2 separate regions of the Homo sapiens genome follow, and region 1 is linked to region 2. The links are chromatin loops, found by intact Hi-C in ENCODE. Cell type or tissue: PC-3. All regions are shown on one strand. Each heading gives the region's core, and the rest is flanking DNA. Links, peaks and the distances in the headings are about the cores only.

The links. Hi-C counts contacts between places; a loop is a spot of excess contacts. Peaks named below come from ENCODE experiments on the same cell type or tissue, not always from the same donor. Only the 100,000 strongest peaks of a DNase experiment are listed, where the experiment ranks them.
Region 1: a loop joins it to region 2, with 3 times the contacts of the local background. A loop is called at or near these places in 1 of 110 quality-filtered maps.

The regions. Positions count from the first base shown.
Region 1 is chr3:108,468,419-108,476,197 of GRCh38, forward strand. MYH15 (myosin heavy chain 15) reads right to left here. Exons shown (of 41, transcript NM_014981.3): 13 at 2,280-2,429; 14 at 1,624-1,794. Among named protein-coding and RNA genes, the nearest start is that of MYH15, 38 kb to the right of the region's middle. In PC-3, for the core only: no CTCF peak of the experiment used is centred there; DNase peaks (open chromatin) are centred at 3,063, 3,713 and 3,993; H3K4me3 peaks cover 1,493 bases; H3K27ac peaks cover 2,500 bases.
Region 2 is chr3:107,983,060-107,990,838 of GRCh38, forward strand. No RefSeq gene overlaps it. Among named protein-coding and RNA genes, the nearest start is that of LINC00636, 100 kb to the left of the region's middle. RefSeq lists an enhancer at 2,674-2,733. In PC-3, for the core only: no CTCF peak of the experiment used is centred there; DNase peaks (open chromatin) are centred at 4,382 and 5,632; H3K4me3 peaks cover 308 bases; H3K27ac peaks cover 2,500 bases.

The sequences.
Region 1 (7,779 bases), core at 2,665-5,164, 480 kb after region 2:
TTTTATTTCAAGGACTGAGTTTGATCATTAATATTTGCTACAAATCTTCTTCAGATAGCCCCAACGAACATAATGGGTCTTTTCAAAATTTAGAATCTTTTCAAGGAAGGCTTTGGTATTTTCATTTGCCTGACCTGGATCCTGTTAAAATTGTTTGTAGAAAACCAAAGACTTATCTTTTCCTTTTATCATTTGGTCAGTAATTTTTTCTCATTTTATTATATCAGTAGAAAATACAACAGGAAATTACATCCGTGATGCTAGTGTGTTATTTGGAATAACCAAGACTGGCATAAATGAGGCAACAGACTTCAGATCAACTAAAAATCAGTAACATTCACAGAACTTGTCAGGATCTGAACAATGTCTATGTCCCACGTTCCTGCCTGAAAACAGTATCTTGTCATAATCAAAGTGAGTATATATTATAGGTGACAATCGCCAGAAGATAAATCTGTTCCTCTGAGGACCTCCAGTTCTTTTGTTTCATTTCTAATGAGACAACTACGGCTCTTATAAGGCCAGAATACATACCACATCATAGTTGGTTCATCTTTATCACTGTTTTTAATCAGCTCATGTTTGATTCATTATTAATATGTTTTAATCAGCCTGTCTTTCCCCCAGGAAGTTCACTTGTTATAAAATAAATAAAATCAACGGGATATCTACTCCTGTTGGAAATAATAGTTATTTTCAAGAAGATCTAAAGCCTAATAAATGAAATTGATAGGACACGGATTGATAAAACCCAGGGCTTGCAAAGGACAGGGAGAGGTCAGTTGCCCTAGCTCCTTCCTAGCAGGATTGTTGAGAATCAACTGTGACAGCATAGCTAGAGTATTCAGGAAATGAAAGGCTTCAGACTGCCCAGATCCATCTTGAAGATTCACTGCAATCCACGATTATGGCGAGGCCCAAGAGGCATGTAACTGCTAACATGCCGCCATGCTTGCTCCCATGGAGAAAGCCACAGAAAGGACCATACGTAATCCCCCAGCAAACCTTGCTCATCTTTCCCAGAACATGCAGAAAGATTTCAGAGTATTGGGACATCACCAAATTCAGAAACTGTACACTGCAGCTAATTTACTAATAAGCCATGAAGTATTGTCATAAATTACTTAAACTAACTGGTACTTGTCCAATTAAATGAACAAACTACATCCTGCAAGGTAGTGGCCTTGAGGATTGATGGCAGTTGTTTGTTTGCATGCTAATTTGCCAAATTTTGTTAAGCTGCTCTGGGTCTACTCATTCACCTTATGTTAATCAGTTAGGCCCTACAGTGCTCATATTTTTAGCTCTGTGTTTTTCCAGTCAAGAGCATGACCATTTTTAAACTCAACAAGTTTCCGCTCACGTTAACAGTGGAGGCCATGCATTAGCATCAAATGTGCAGTGAAAGCCTGCATTAGAGATGATGGAGTGGGGCAACTGACAAGAGAGTTTCGTTTGGATGCCACAGGTGATGCACACAAACACCATTAAGATAAAATGTGCAGGGCTTTCCGCCCCCATTTCCCATCCTCTGATAGGGCCTAAGTCCTGACATGGATCAACATAGCAGGCAGGGACAATTCTCCCGAAATGAAAATGGACAAAGAGAAAAACATATATTACCTTCTCAATGAGATCTATGCAAGCTTGCAAATCCAGACCAAAGCCAATAGACACCCATTCAATGCTTTCTTTCTTATATTCCTCTTGCTCCAGAACAAACATGTGCCAATTGAAGAATTGTTGTAATTTTTCATTGGTAAAATTAATGCAAAGTTGCTCAAGGCTATTATACTTCAAGGATATGAATAGGTAAGAAGAAGAGATAAAAATAAAATTGAGGTCCACTTTCAAGAATGTCCAGTAAAGAAAAAACCATAACCATTATTATATGATCAGAAATAGACCCAACAAGTAACAAATGCTCAATTAACTTAATTAATTGTAATTTTGAATTGTAATATCATTAAGTACAATTTTCTAAAGATTATTACAATAATATAGCACTTAATGGTATTAAAATTTAAAATCATAATTAATTCCTTTACCTCCATTTACCTTTATGTAAGCCAGAATTAAGAAATCAATAAATACTTAATACCATTAAGTATAACAATAATTATTATTGATATTAATTATAGCTCTTTTCCAAACAAGGTAGCCCTTAAGGTTTGCATAGAATGATCCCCATGCTTTGACCATATTTTCCCATCTTCAAGTAACGTTTTCTAATCTTCTTATAAATATGCATTGACTTCCTTCTTACCAGATACACTTACCTCAAGGATTTCAAAACCAGTGATGTCAAGAATGCCAATGAAGAACTGCCTTGACAGCTTGGCATCCAGGGCCCTGTTGATCCGTGCCACTAGCCACTTAAACATCCTTTCATACATTGACTTGGACAGGGCACCGACAGCACAGGTTACCTAGAAATCACATTGAAAACACTCCTTCATCTGACTGAAGTGTTCATTTTAATCCCGGGCATTCTCTATCAGCAACTGCCTTCTAGTCAAATTAGGATGTCTTTATTGACCTTCTGTGCTTCCAACATTCTGCTGAATACAATGAGAAAAGGAAGAAAAGAAAGAGAGAGAGAGAGAAAAAGAAAGAAAGAAAGAAAAGGAGAAAGAGGAAGGAAGGGAGGGAGGGAGGAAGGAAGGAAGGAAAGAAGGGAGGGAGGGAGGGGGAAAATGAAGGGGAGAGGAAGGGAAGAAAAAGGAGGAAAGGAGATGGGTAGGAGAAAGGAGTAAGCTAGCCTGGTGCCTCTTTATGAAAACACAGATGAGAGGAATCATGTTCCTATTATTAAAGGACTAACTATCCCGGGGTATGGTGTGGTGATGTGTCCCAAAGCCTTGCTATTCAAAGTGTGATCCTAAGACCAGCAGCAGCACCACCTAAGAGTTTGTTAAAAATGCAAACTCTCAGGCCCAGTCCCAGACCTACTGAATCAGAATCTGTAAGCTAACAATCCCCAGCTGATTCCTATTGACAAAGACTCTCTCCTTGACCAAACTTTAATGAGGATCCTCTGACCCCTTGCCTCCACCTTACCTGTCCTGTCTTCAGCCTGTCTAGCCCAGCTGCAGGAAGAAGTCTGCTGAATCACTCACCCTTGATCTCTGATTAAATTCCTTATCCCTCACCTTTGATGTATATGTTCTTGGCCTGCCTTTAGCAAGAATCCTGTTAGGTCAATTTAAAAAAATCCTCCTACCCCCTGTTAGTAATTTTCCATCCACTGATCCCCTCCTTCTGGTCTTGGGCTGTAAATCCCCACTTATCCTTGTTTTACTTGCAGCTGAGCCCAGTATCTCTCCCCTGTTGCAATATATCTATTGCAGCAGTCCTGAATGAAGTCTTCCTTACCATCTTAATAAGATTCAGAATATTTGTAATACTATGCACAATAGTTTGAAAAGTAGTGGTATAGTACATTAGAAATTTATAATCCCTAACCCTTGTTCTGCCACTGCTGTAGCTGCTATAAATTGTGTAACCTTTGGCAAGTGATCTAACCTTTCTGGAAAGCAACATCTTCATCTGAAAAACACTCTTAAAGGATCTTCCTAGCCTTAGCTTCCAACTCTTTATTATATTAGTTCCCAGTTTTGCTCTCAACAACCTGGACAGAGAATAGCCATTTGTGAATCATTCTGACTCAGATTCTCCTGCTGTAAAACTGAGGCTGCCTTTTCCTTCCCTGGAGGGGTGTGGAAAAGGTTCTAAAGTAACCTACTGGGGAGAGCGCCAACCTTTGTGCCTGGATGATGCTCTACAAATGCAGATCCTACTTCCATAACTCCAATAGCGCTGCTGTAGTAGCAGGTTTCTGACATACTCCAAGGAAGGGAGAATTTTAGCTGGCCATTCTCCAAGCCTGGAAACAGAACGTGCTCCAATCACTTAACATTTAAAATAGACCTATCACATCCATCCTTCTGCCCAGGAGAGAGCACACAGCAGGAGCCAGTTGGTGTCTGGTGGTGATTTAGTTATGAGTCACCCACTCCCTGATCAGTTATCTTGAGTCATTTCCACAGTAATCCATAAGCCGGATGGCATCACAGTTTTTTATTATCAGCATCAAGAGCACACACGTACAAATAAAGCATCAAGAATGATTTTCATCCTCTGTAACACTGAAGAAATCACTCTGTCTACAGCAGTCACTCTGAAACTTTAAAAAGAACATGACTAACTTGCTCACCCCCTTTTAATTCCCTAAATACTTGAGAAGTGGGAGTGGGAGAGACACTGTTAGGTCAGGTGTGGCAAGTAGTGGAGAAACACAAGAAGAAAGCCTGGAAATGTAGGCAGTAGGATAAATGGATGGTAAAGGTCTGCTGAATGAATTCATGAAACAGATCAATATGTTGCTCACTAATTAATCATTTTCATCATTTTCTGTCCAATGGAGAGGAAATGAGGTGGCTAAATCTATATTTCCACTTTTCAAGGGTTAAATGCACCCATTTCTTAGCTCTTTTTAAAATAACCTCACAGAAGGCTTTGGTTACTGGGGGGCAATAGTGCATATAGAAAACAACAACAGAAAAAAAATAACAAAGTCAAATAGTTAATCTTTTTTGTTTGTTTTTGAGACAGAGTGTTGCTCTGTTGCCCAGGCTGGAGTACAATGGCACGATCTCAGCTCACTGCAACCTCCGCCTCCAAGGTTCAAACGATTCTCTTGCCTCAGCCTCCCAAGTGGCTGGGATTACAAGCACACACCACAATGCCCGGCTAATTTTTTGTATTTTTAGTAGAGACAAGGTTTCACCATGTTGGCCAGGCTGGTCTCAAACTCCTGACCTCAGGTGATCCACCCGCCTCGGCCTCCCAAAGTGCTGGAATTATGGGCGTGAGCCACCGTGCCCAGCCAAAATTTTTAACTATGTTGATCCCTCTCTTTCTCATCTGTAAAATAATAATAATGAAATATGTGTAGCTCAGGGTTGTTGTGAGATATCCAGTGAGACAGAGGATATAAACTGACAGCATATTTGACGCTTAGTATCCAATAAATGTTAATCCTCCCTTTTCCACCCCTTTTCTGCTTTTATCACTTTCTCATCCTCACCCCAGTATTTACTTACTAGTTGTGTCACCTTGAGTGGTTAATCTTTCTAAGGGTCACTATCTGTAGCTGTAAAATAGAAATAACAAGACCTACTTCATAGGCTTGTTATTCGATTAAATGAGATAATCCATACAAAGCACTTAGTACATCACCTATAGTTAGTACTCAGTGGACATTATTATTATTTTATTATTAATCATAAAGTAACTTATTTCTAGGTGACATAGTTAGAAATATCATGGAATCATAAAATACTAGACCTGAAGATCCTTAGTTCTTGATAGTCATATATAGCAGCTTTCACCTTGGGATGGTATCTCCTCAAAGGAGGAATGCATTTAGAAATGCAAGTGGCATTTTCTGGTTGTCACAGTGACTAAGAATGCTACTGGCATTCAGTTACCTGGGGGCCAGGAATCCCAAACATCTACAGTGTGCAGGACACTCTCATCCATAAAGAACTGTCCCATCTTAAATGCCAATTACCATTGAGAAATACAAAGTTGTTCAACCACTTCACTGTGGGGCTCAGAGAGATGAAGACAATTAACCAAGGTATCAGAGTTAGTTAGCATTATAGCTAGAACTAAATTTTGTATAGAATGTTAACGTTGCAAAAATTTTTCCCATCTTTTGCAATTGTCATCAACAGAGCATACATGTCTCTATTTTTAGCAATGGCAATTGTCTCTATAAAATCAGAAAAATTCCTAAGGGAAAAAAAAAAGCCTTAGAGCATGCTTTCTTACTATGTCTCCAGGAGAGAGAGAGAGAGCGAGAGGAGGAGGATTTTTTATTTTAATGTTGAATAATAATATATTAGCTTGTTTCACTGGTCCTATTATAGTAAAGGCTGGAGTCCTTACTATAATATTGTGTCTTTAATTCCTCAGAACACAATATTAGAGAGCTGAAGACTTGTTCTCAGCCCTCCTAGGGGCTCCTTATTTTTTTTTTTATTTTTTATTTTTGCTTTTTTTTGTTTTTATTATTATTTTAATTGATAAATAATTATATATATTTATGAGGTACAGAATGATATTTTGATACATGTATACAATGTGGTAATGATCAAATCAGGGTTATCAGCACATCTATACCTCAAACACTGATCATTTCTTTATATTAGAAACATTCCAAATCTGCTCTTCTTGCTATTTGGGCTCATTAGTTTTATACAGAGAAAAACCCTGTTCTATAAACATAGCATGTCATGCATGCATGTTGTGGTGAATGTCTAAGAAGGTATGAAACTGCTGAACAACTCTAACCCCCTGCCAAGAAATAGCTCAGTTATGTGTCCTGCTGATCGTGATTCAAGTTTAGCTCAATGTAGTCTATTTTAACATGCGTGGAGCACTTACGGCTTACAGGGCATTGTTTTAGATGCTTGGAGTACTAAGATGAATTAGACACAGTTCATGCTTCAAAGAGGTTAGAAGACAAAAATCTAAGCAGATTATTTCAATATAGTATAGTTAGTATTATAGTAGAGGTAGAATTATCCATTTATAGAGTAAGCTAAATTAATAAATTGATTTTGATCAGTCATTTAAATGTTTTAAATAACACAGACACATCAGTTACCTTAATATACCAAGGGAAACACATCTATTCTAGTCATCATATATAAGATGACTGTCTTATATTACAAATTTGTACATTTGTCTATCTCTTTTTCAGAGTTAGGGTGTATACTGAGTAAGACAATCAGTATCACCTGAGTACTAGCTATATATCCTTTGGAATGTTACTTAACATTCTCTTTGACTCAGTTTCCTCAACTAGGAAAAACATAAATTATGCATTTCTGCCCTACTTAGCTCTGAGTATTATTGTAAGAATAGAAGGCAATAATACTGTGAATGCTTTATCCATACTATGTGTGACACCACTTCCTCTTTCCAGAAAGGCTACATTTCTCAGCCCCTTTCTGTAGCTAAAGGTATTATTTTACTAATTCTTACCAATGGACTGTTAGTGAAAGTGATATTACTTCTAGCCCAAGCAGTTAAAGGTGGTTGTACTTTCTCTGCAAATGATCTTTTCTCCTTGTGCAGTCACTTGGGAGGCCGTGTGTCCCAGATGGCATAGAACTACAAAGAACTACATAGAACTACAAAACAGAGAAGGCTGTATACTCTGTATTGCACTTGATGTAAGAAATATTTTGTTGTCACTGAGATTTTAGTGTGTGTGCATTACTGCAGCCCAGCTTATCTCATATTTTCCCTTACACACTACAGATATAAATTATTATTTTTGAAACATACTAGCATGCTTAGATGGTCTCATTACCCAGTGGCCCTGGGAATATTTACTGCATTAAGGCAAAGCCTCAAAGAATTTGTTATTCTCTACTATAACATTCTCCTGGATGCTAAACAAAATCTGCATGGCGTTCCATCTCTCATTTCTGTTTTCAACACACACCTCCTTTCAAATATTGATTTTTAGCATATGTCCTAAAACTGTTTCTCAACTAACGTGTCACCATGTGTCTTTTATGCCAAAGGAGCCAATATGCCAAATACGTGAAGCATGCCAATTTGCCAATTTTATCCATGTTAGGAATGAACAGCTTTGAAAGCTTCCTCGCTGGATGACAAAGATGTTGATCACAACAAGTGGAGGGTTTGTCTGCATCTGCAAAGATACTTGCTACCTAAGGGAAAACTTTCAAAATGTAT
Region 2 (7,779 bases), core at 3,197-5,696:
TGATACTACTTTATCTTCCCAACATCCTTATATAAAGGTGGACACTAGAAGGATTGCTGAAATTTTCTAGTGGACACACCTAGCTAAGACATCTAACCATCTACAAGAAGGGGTTATTTTATCATATAATTTATACATGACAACAGAATATGTCATTTAAGAATAATCAAAGTCACTAGCTGGAGTTTGCCTATTCCACACCTGCAAATCAGTCTTTCTAAGAGATATATAAGAAACTCCTGGGTTTGTTCTCAGGTACAGCTCTAGGGTCTTCACTACTCCCTAATTCCATCTTTGGTCCCAGCACAAACCCATAGCATGTCACACAATTGCTTGTGGAAGAAGTAGCACCGTCTCTGCCACTGCCAAAGATGGCTGCCTTCCTACCATCCTAGTGGCCAGAGCGGGAAGTCCGTCACTGCCACAGAAGTGCCTTGCAGAGCCTGTGGGGCCCCATTTTATTTCTACTGCCAGTTTCATTACCAAGTCTCTCCCAGTCTTCTTCCAATGTGTGATCATTGTTTCCCCTCCTTTCCATACCAAACATCTCTCTCTGAAATGGAAGAGAAGAAATATCCCTTCAAGTTTACCATAAGTAAGGCAGTGCTGTCTTGTGCCTTCAGATTTTTTTGTATGTTTATTACTGCTGTTATTATATTTTGCTCTGTATCATATAGCCCTTTCTCCTTATAACTTATGGAACTGGTCCAAATGAGGCTGACTTGGTAGCCAATCTGGCATCCGCTATTGAACCTGCATACCTAAGGAAGTTACTGCTTAACTCAACTCTCCTGCTTCTGCCTGGAGGGAACACTGCCCATCCTGTACACTGCCGGAGGCTGGGTGAGGGGAGGGTGTTTAGAGGTAAACTTTGTTTTCCTCTGGCTTAGGCATTTTAGAGCCAGGGTTCAGTGGTCATCCTCAAAATGCCCAGTCAATTTTCCATGCCGCGAGGCCCCTTGGTATCCGAATGATGGCTTGAAGTTTGCCCACAGGCCTAGTAGACATCCTTGAAGTTTCAACTTGTATAGACTGTAAGCCCTTCCTGGAGACTCAGTTATGGACCATTCAATATAAAATATGCAGTGTGGTTTTGATGTTTAAACCCAATCCCTTCCTCCTAAGAAATAGTAAAACATCTCTTTTCCTATCTTTTCTTAGGGATTGTCATCCTGATTCTCTATCTTTTGCTAATCCTTTTGTATTTTCATTCAGTTTGTTTCAAATTGGTCATTTCCATTGGTCAATTCCAGGAATTTATATTATATATAAAATAAATATGTTTATATATATATTTTTTTTACATTCACCATTTTACTATAAAGGATGCTACAAAGATACACATGAAGAGATGCATAGGGCGAGGTACAGGGGAGAGGTGTGGAGCTTCCATGCCTTCCCTGGGTCCACCACCTGCCAGGAACCTCCACATATTCAGCTATCCAGAAGCTCTAGGAATTTTTATATTAATTGCAAAAAGTTCTCAGTCTCTCTGTCTCTGAGCTTCAGCTATCTGAATTTGGCAACATGTGAAAGGTTTTGATACCTCCTCCTTCACTGGCCAGAAGAGAGCAACTTGAAGGCCGAATACAGTCTGAAAAGAATTCCCTATTGTTTAAAAATCATGGCCCTATGATGAACTCTAAGTCATAACATCGATCATTTCTCTAGGATGCAGCTCCCTAAAGATTTTACTGTCTAACTGAGCGAATTGTCAGGGAGATGTTCCCTACACCCCAGTCTTAGAAACTCTGGGTCTGGAGTGATGACAATTCAGCTGATAACACAAATTGCTGTGATGTCCCTTTTGGGTTTTCAGTTTTCTATTTTTTTTTTAAAGCCCATCCATGAAGGTAACCCATGTAGGTCTCTTTCTTGTTAACTTAAAGACCCTACCTAATAGACTTGAGGATTAAATTAAGTTTATCTGTTTTTAATTTTTTCCTCATTTTATAATTCAGATCTATTACAAGAAATTTTAAAAAATCAGTTAGCAAAAAATAAAATCAATAAAAAATTGCCTGCAATTTACCAAGATAATTTTTTGCATATATTCTGCCAGACATTACATATATATGTGTGTATATATGTATATATATATATGTGTATATATGTATATATATGTGTATATATGTATATATATGTGTATATATGTGTATATATATGTGTGTGTATATATATATATATTTAAATGAAAATAGGATCCTACAGTTTGGTAATCCTTTTTCTTTTGTGTAAAGAATAATGTCTGCTTTGGATTAACATTAAACTTGAAAGTGACAATTCTTCAATTTTCCCCATAGTGAATAGATTTTTCTGAAAGTCAGGTAAGAACAAACCAAAAATAAATGCAATAGCTTATAGCATCTCTAGGTTGTGTGCATGTTGCACTTCTTCTCCTCCTCATTTTTATAGTACTGGTAAATGTAGAGATGAGATGACAGGGAAGAAAGGAAACTATACCCTGTCAGGTCATCATGCTACCTCTACCTCTCTCTACACTGGGTCTTGGCTTATTTATTTTTGACCAACAAAGGAGCCTCCTCTGGGTAGCATGACAGGCCTTTTGTAGCTTTGGGATCTTAGGCAGGCACCAGTTAATCATCACATAATAACAGGAAGTGGGTCCTACGGCTGCCTCATGTCGGGCTGTCTCGTTTTCACTCAACTGGGTGTGGTTACGACATGGAAGTGATGACCAGAAGCTCCCACCAGAGTGAGGGGTCCACCCTCTTGATCCCCTGACACAAATACTTCACCCACTTTCTCTGTATGTTGGAGTCCAAGGCTTGACAGACCCTTTTTATTAAATATTTCAGTTATTTTACTGAGTGTTCTCTACCATCATTTTAGGTGGTTTATAGAGGTGAACTTGCTACAACTTCCTACTTCATAATCATCACAATCCATATTAAAAAATATTTCCGCAGCTGTATTGCATGAGACACAGCTTACACATACTTTAAACACTAATATTTTTGGGTAGTTTAAATTGTGACACTCAGACAAATATAAAATGAATAAATGTTATTCATTTATTCATTTTATATTTATATTTATAAATAAGGTTTTATTTATTTGACTCTAGCTAATGAGGAAGCAGTAAGATGTTACAGCTGGTTCCAAGAAGAAGCACATATATATGCAGGAATGCTGAAATGAATAGGTGAAAAACTGATGAATATCCTCAGAGCAATAATCAATTGCATTTCAGCAGACACAATTCACTGCTTTCCTTTCTATGGATAAGAATATTTTGCATGATCAGTTTTCCATAACTTACAGAGTTGTAAAATAGCTCAGAGACAATGAAAGTTAGACATGACCCCTAGACAAGACACTCAGTGATCCTTTTTACCCATTTAAAAATCTTTCATATTTCTAATTGGAGTTTGTGCGCCCCTGCCTTTGCTGCAAGATTCTTTTCAGTGTAGCTATTTGCCATTAAGCAACGTGGACGCAAGCAAGGGAGTAAATAGTACCCAATGGAGAAGCTGCTCTCATGCAAAAGTTTATGGCCACACCCTCTTGATCACCAACTGGTCCCTAAGAGATTGGGAAGAAAAAACAGTAAGAGGCTGGCTTGCTTAAGTGAATTCCCTTAATGCCAGTGAAGTATCTGAGCAACCAATGGGATTCCAGATAACACAGGGAATAGAAGCCTAACTTGTCCCGTCAGATCATCCTGTTCCAAGAACCTCATTTTCATCAGGGTCAGAATCACTTTCGATGGAGTGAAGCTGTGAGGTCAGGTTGCCCTATTAGACTGAGCCAGAGGGTGACTACAGAGTGAAATCAACCAAATTCACACATTTTTTAAAATACACATTTTCTTACAACCTAAACAATTTAAATGTTTAAATCATTCCCATCAGCATCAGCTTCACTGGGATTGTTATTAATACATCTTCCAATTCTACTACTACCATTAAAATAACCTTCAAACAGGCCTGCCAATGCTCAGCTTAAATCATCTTTAAAAACGTATGTTTATAGAACTACCCAGAGTAATGTGTGGTCTCTGGAAACCATCAAGGGGAAGCGTTATGAAATTTTCTATTGTAAGCAGCAGACCAGCTCTCCAAGGGATTTCCCAGACTGCCCGATAAAATCAGGCCTCCTGGACAGGAGGTGAAGTCCTCACAAAGTACAATAGATACTTGTTTTGGCAACAATCCAGATACTCACCATTAATAGCTTCTTCTAAGTCAGTTTGATTATAGCTTGATTGGGAGAAAACACCCTCCCTGTCTACTTTGCCTACATGAAAGGCATGAAAGAGGTGGGGCAGAGGAGAGGCCTTCTATCATTCTCTAAGACCTAGAAATCTACTTTCACCGGAAGGCACAGACTTCACAGAAGAATTGAGCAAGAGCCAGCGTGGAAATATTGGACAGCTTCCCGGCAACTCTTGAGTCAGGTCATTATTGTGCAGTTTCATCACTTTGTTTGAAGGGAATTCCCAGGACTTCAGGCGTATTCAGGTTCATATGTTATGCAGAAATGCATTCCAAAATCAAAAATACGGTTACTGTGATTTGGGACTTTCTACCCCTATACTTCCTGCTATTCACTAATATAATTATGCATGTTTTATAATTAGAGTATGTTAGGATACACATTTGCATCTTGTATGTGGTTGGGAATACATTCTCAAATCTATTTGTGGGCCCAATAAGCCATGTGACCATGGCAAGTTTCCTCATGGCTCTGTATGTCAATGTACTCATCTGTGAGCTAGAGGCAGGGGTACCAGATGGTCTTTCAACTCCCTTTGACTCTACACATACATTTCCATCTACAAACTAAGTCTGAATTCCTTTAGAAAAGGTGTCAAGAGATTTGTGCCTGGCCAAGACCTTGGAGGATGATGGTGTTGCACTTCGTCTAGTTATTCAGGTAAAAGTAATGACTACTTATATATCTTTTTAGGGTCCCTCTGCTAGGGTTAAGCTTCATGAAGCAGACATGACATCTTTCTTGCTCAGCACTGTCTCCCCAGTGCCTAACACAGTGCCTGGCACATGCAAAGCCCTTGGTAATTATATGTTGAATGAATGAAGGTCACCAGGAGCCTGGATTCTTATCTGCTCAACCTAGGTGGTGAAGAAGCCTGGTGAGACTAGGATTGGGAAAGTTCCCCCAGCTGCTCTGACCTTAAAGGCAGAAGAAGACTCCAGACAATGGTGACCACCTTCTGGGGCCTCTTCTAGCAGCTGAGGCTGCAGGATCTGCAATGCCCAATCCCTAAACCTTCCTAGCCATGTCCTCACACTCCAGGACTGACAATATTAACACATCCCCTGCAGCTCTATGCTTGCCTGGGCTCTACCTGCAGAGATGCTGGGTGGGACAACGTATGTCAATGCTTAGGGGATTCCTACATGATTTTGATGCTGCCTCTCACCTCTGCACTTTGAACCAGGCCTGCCAGACCAACTCCAGTTCCACTCACAGTGCTCCACATGCATCGCTGCAGCCCTGGGCACTCTCCTGCCAATCCCGATGCAACTCTGGCAAGTCCAAATCACTGTAAGGATCACTGCAAGGATGCTCAAGACAAGGGAACAAGTGGGGCCTGGAACCGTGCCCAAATTCCCCTCACTAGCAGTGAGCCCTGCCTGGCATAAAGTTTTGCTCAGCAAAAGGAAAGGCAAACACGGAAGGGTGGGGTTAGAAAAAGCCATAATCCAGATGAGTCACTTTTAATACTTTGCATAAAGGCAGCCCTGCCAGAAGCATCTTTTTTTGGTTTTTCTTTTTTAAAAAATTCTAAATAGTTAAGTGTCCAATATATGCTGGTCAGTCAATACATTTTATATAAAAGTGCAGGATTTGAGCATTTATGTAAAGTGCAGAGCTTACTCTGTTTACCACTGCCATGTGTAAGCAGGGCTGGCCCATTCCCCCTTAGTTACACTTAAAATTTCCTCTTCCAGGCTCAACTCAGAGAAGGAGAAGCTGCAAGAAAGCTCTGCTTTCCCCTGCATCTTGGGGCAGCCCTGTTTGCCTCACAGACAGAGAAGAACCGAGCCCTATATGATATTTTCACCTAATACGAAGCTGAACTTTGGTAACAGTATTAAGCTTTACAATGTTCCTTATGGTCTCCACATTTTGTTTCACTCTTTTGAAATCTGTGATCTCCACTAGAGATCTCTAAATATAATATTCAGAATTTGGAATATCAGCAATTGGAGGTCACACTAGCATTGTGATTGAATTGGGGCTGGGTGGCAGAGAGAGAGTTCAGTTGTACTTGGGCAGGCTCTTTGCTTGTCTATAGGGCTTTAAAGTTTCCCAGGACTAAACCATTTGATTAGCATATGATTTTTCCGTAAACATTGTCCACAGATTATGATCAAAAGTAGTGTGCACTTAAACAAAGACCTGTTAGAATGAACACATTTTCTTTCTTTCCTTTGCTGAGTCTTTCCTTAGGCTCACAATCCTAAGTCTTGGGGGATGTTTGACGATGTCAACATCCATTTTCAAATGTCCAGCAACTTCTACATGTCATCCAGATGGGATGAAAATTAACAAAATGCATCTGTTTTGCAAACTGCTGAATGGAAGATTTGTAATTATAAGATATCTGAAGTTTATGGTTTTGTTTTTTTTTTTAATTTACTAAAAGTCTACAGGGAAAGGAAAACATTGAATTTTAAGTGTGTGTGCATGTTGTCTGTGTATGTGTATGTAAATTGTGCAAAGGATAGGGGAGGGCGAAAGAACCAGTGATGGCAGAAAGTGCTTCCCTTTTAATAATAAGAAACAAATGGAGATGATTTGGTCTGGGAAGCCTCACTGTACTTCTGCAAAGTCATTTGTATATTGGCTAAGTGATTTGCACACTGCTGGGGCTACCGGCTCCCTGAACTGCATTCCCCCAGGCCTCTCTTTTTGCTCCTGCTCCTGCCTTCTTCTTTCCACTAGGAATACGGTAATAATTAAGCTAGCAAGGAAACACGAGAACTAAAGACTCAGTGGCAGGTGCTCAAAGTCACCTCTTACTCTTAACTCCATAAAGATCTGGGGACAGATCTGCCTTGTCAGCTTCTCAGGAGAAGAGTCAGACATTAATTTCTCTCTTCTAGAAAGGAAACCCATTCGAGGGATTATGAATGTTACTCTGTGTCTGGGTCTGAAGTTTAAATCTTTACAAGCATGCAGTTATTAAGATGCCAAGTTGCCTCACTTAATTACGACCTTTATTATGGTATCGAACACTTTAAATGCACTATTTATCACACCTGAAGAGAAGAGCAGTTCTGCTTTAATGGACCACACTCAGTGGGCCATCTATTGATTATCTTCTCTACTGAATTAATTCCTAGTAATCGCCTAGTGAGCAGTCATTAAAGGAACGTCTTCCTGGGCATACAGGGTTGGGGTGGATGGGGTCTGATGGGCCTTTCAGACGGCAGCAGCTTTTGTCCCCCCTTACTGCAATTTCAGCCATGTCCTTATTGAACTCAGTTCTTGAGACCAACATGGTGTCTTCACCGTAGAAAGGCTTTGTTTATAGGGAGCCACCAGACAGAGCAGGACAAACCAGTTCCTTCCCTATGAGCGGCTTTTAATCAAGCGAACTGCACTTCCCTTGCTCCCCACTGAAGATCCCTTCTGATGTCAAAGCAAGAGACTATTCTGTTGAAGAAAAGTCCAGATCCAGCAGAAGGATAGCGCTTCAGGAGTTTTCATCATGAGATGGGTGTTACATGACATACACGCTCTCATTTCACTGAATTTAATTCAATCATTGAATGAATTTCTTGT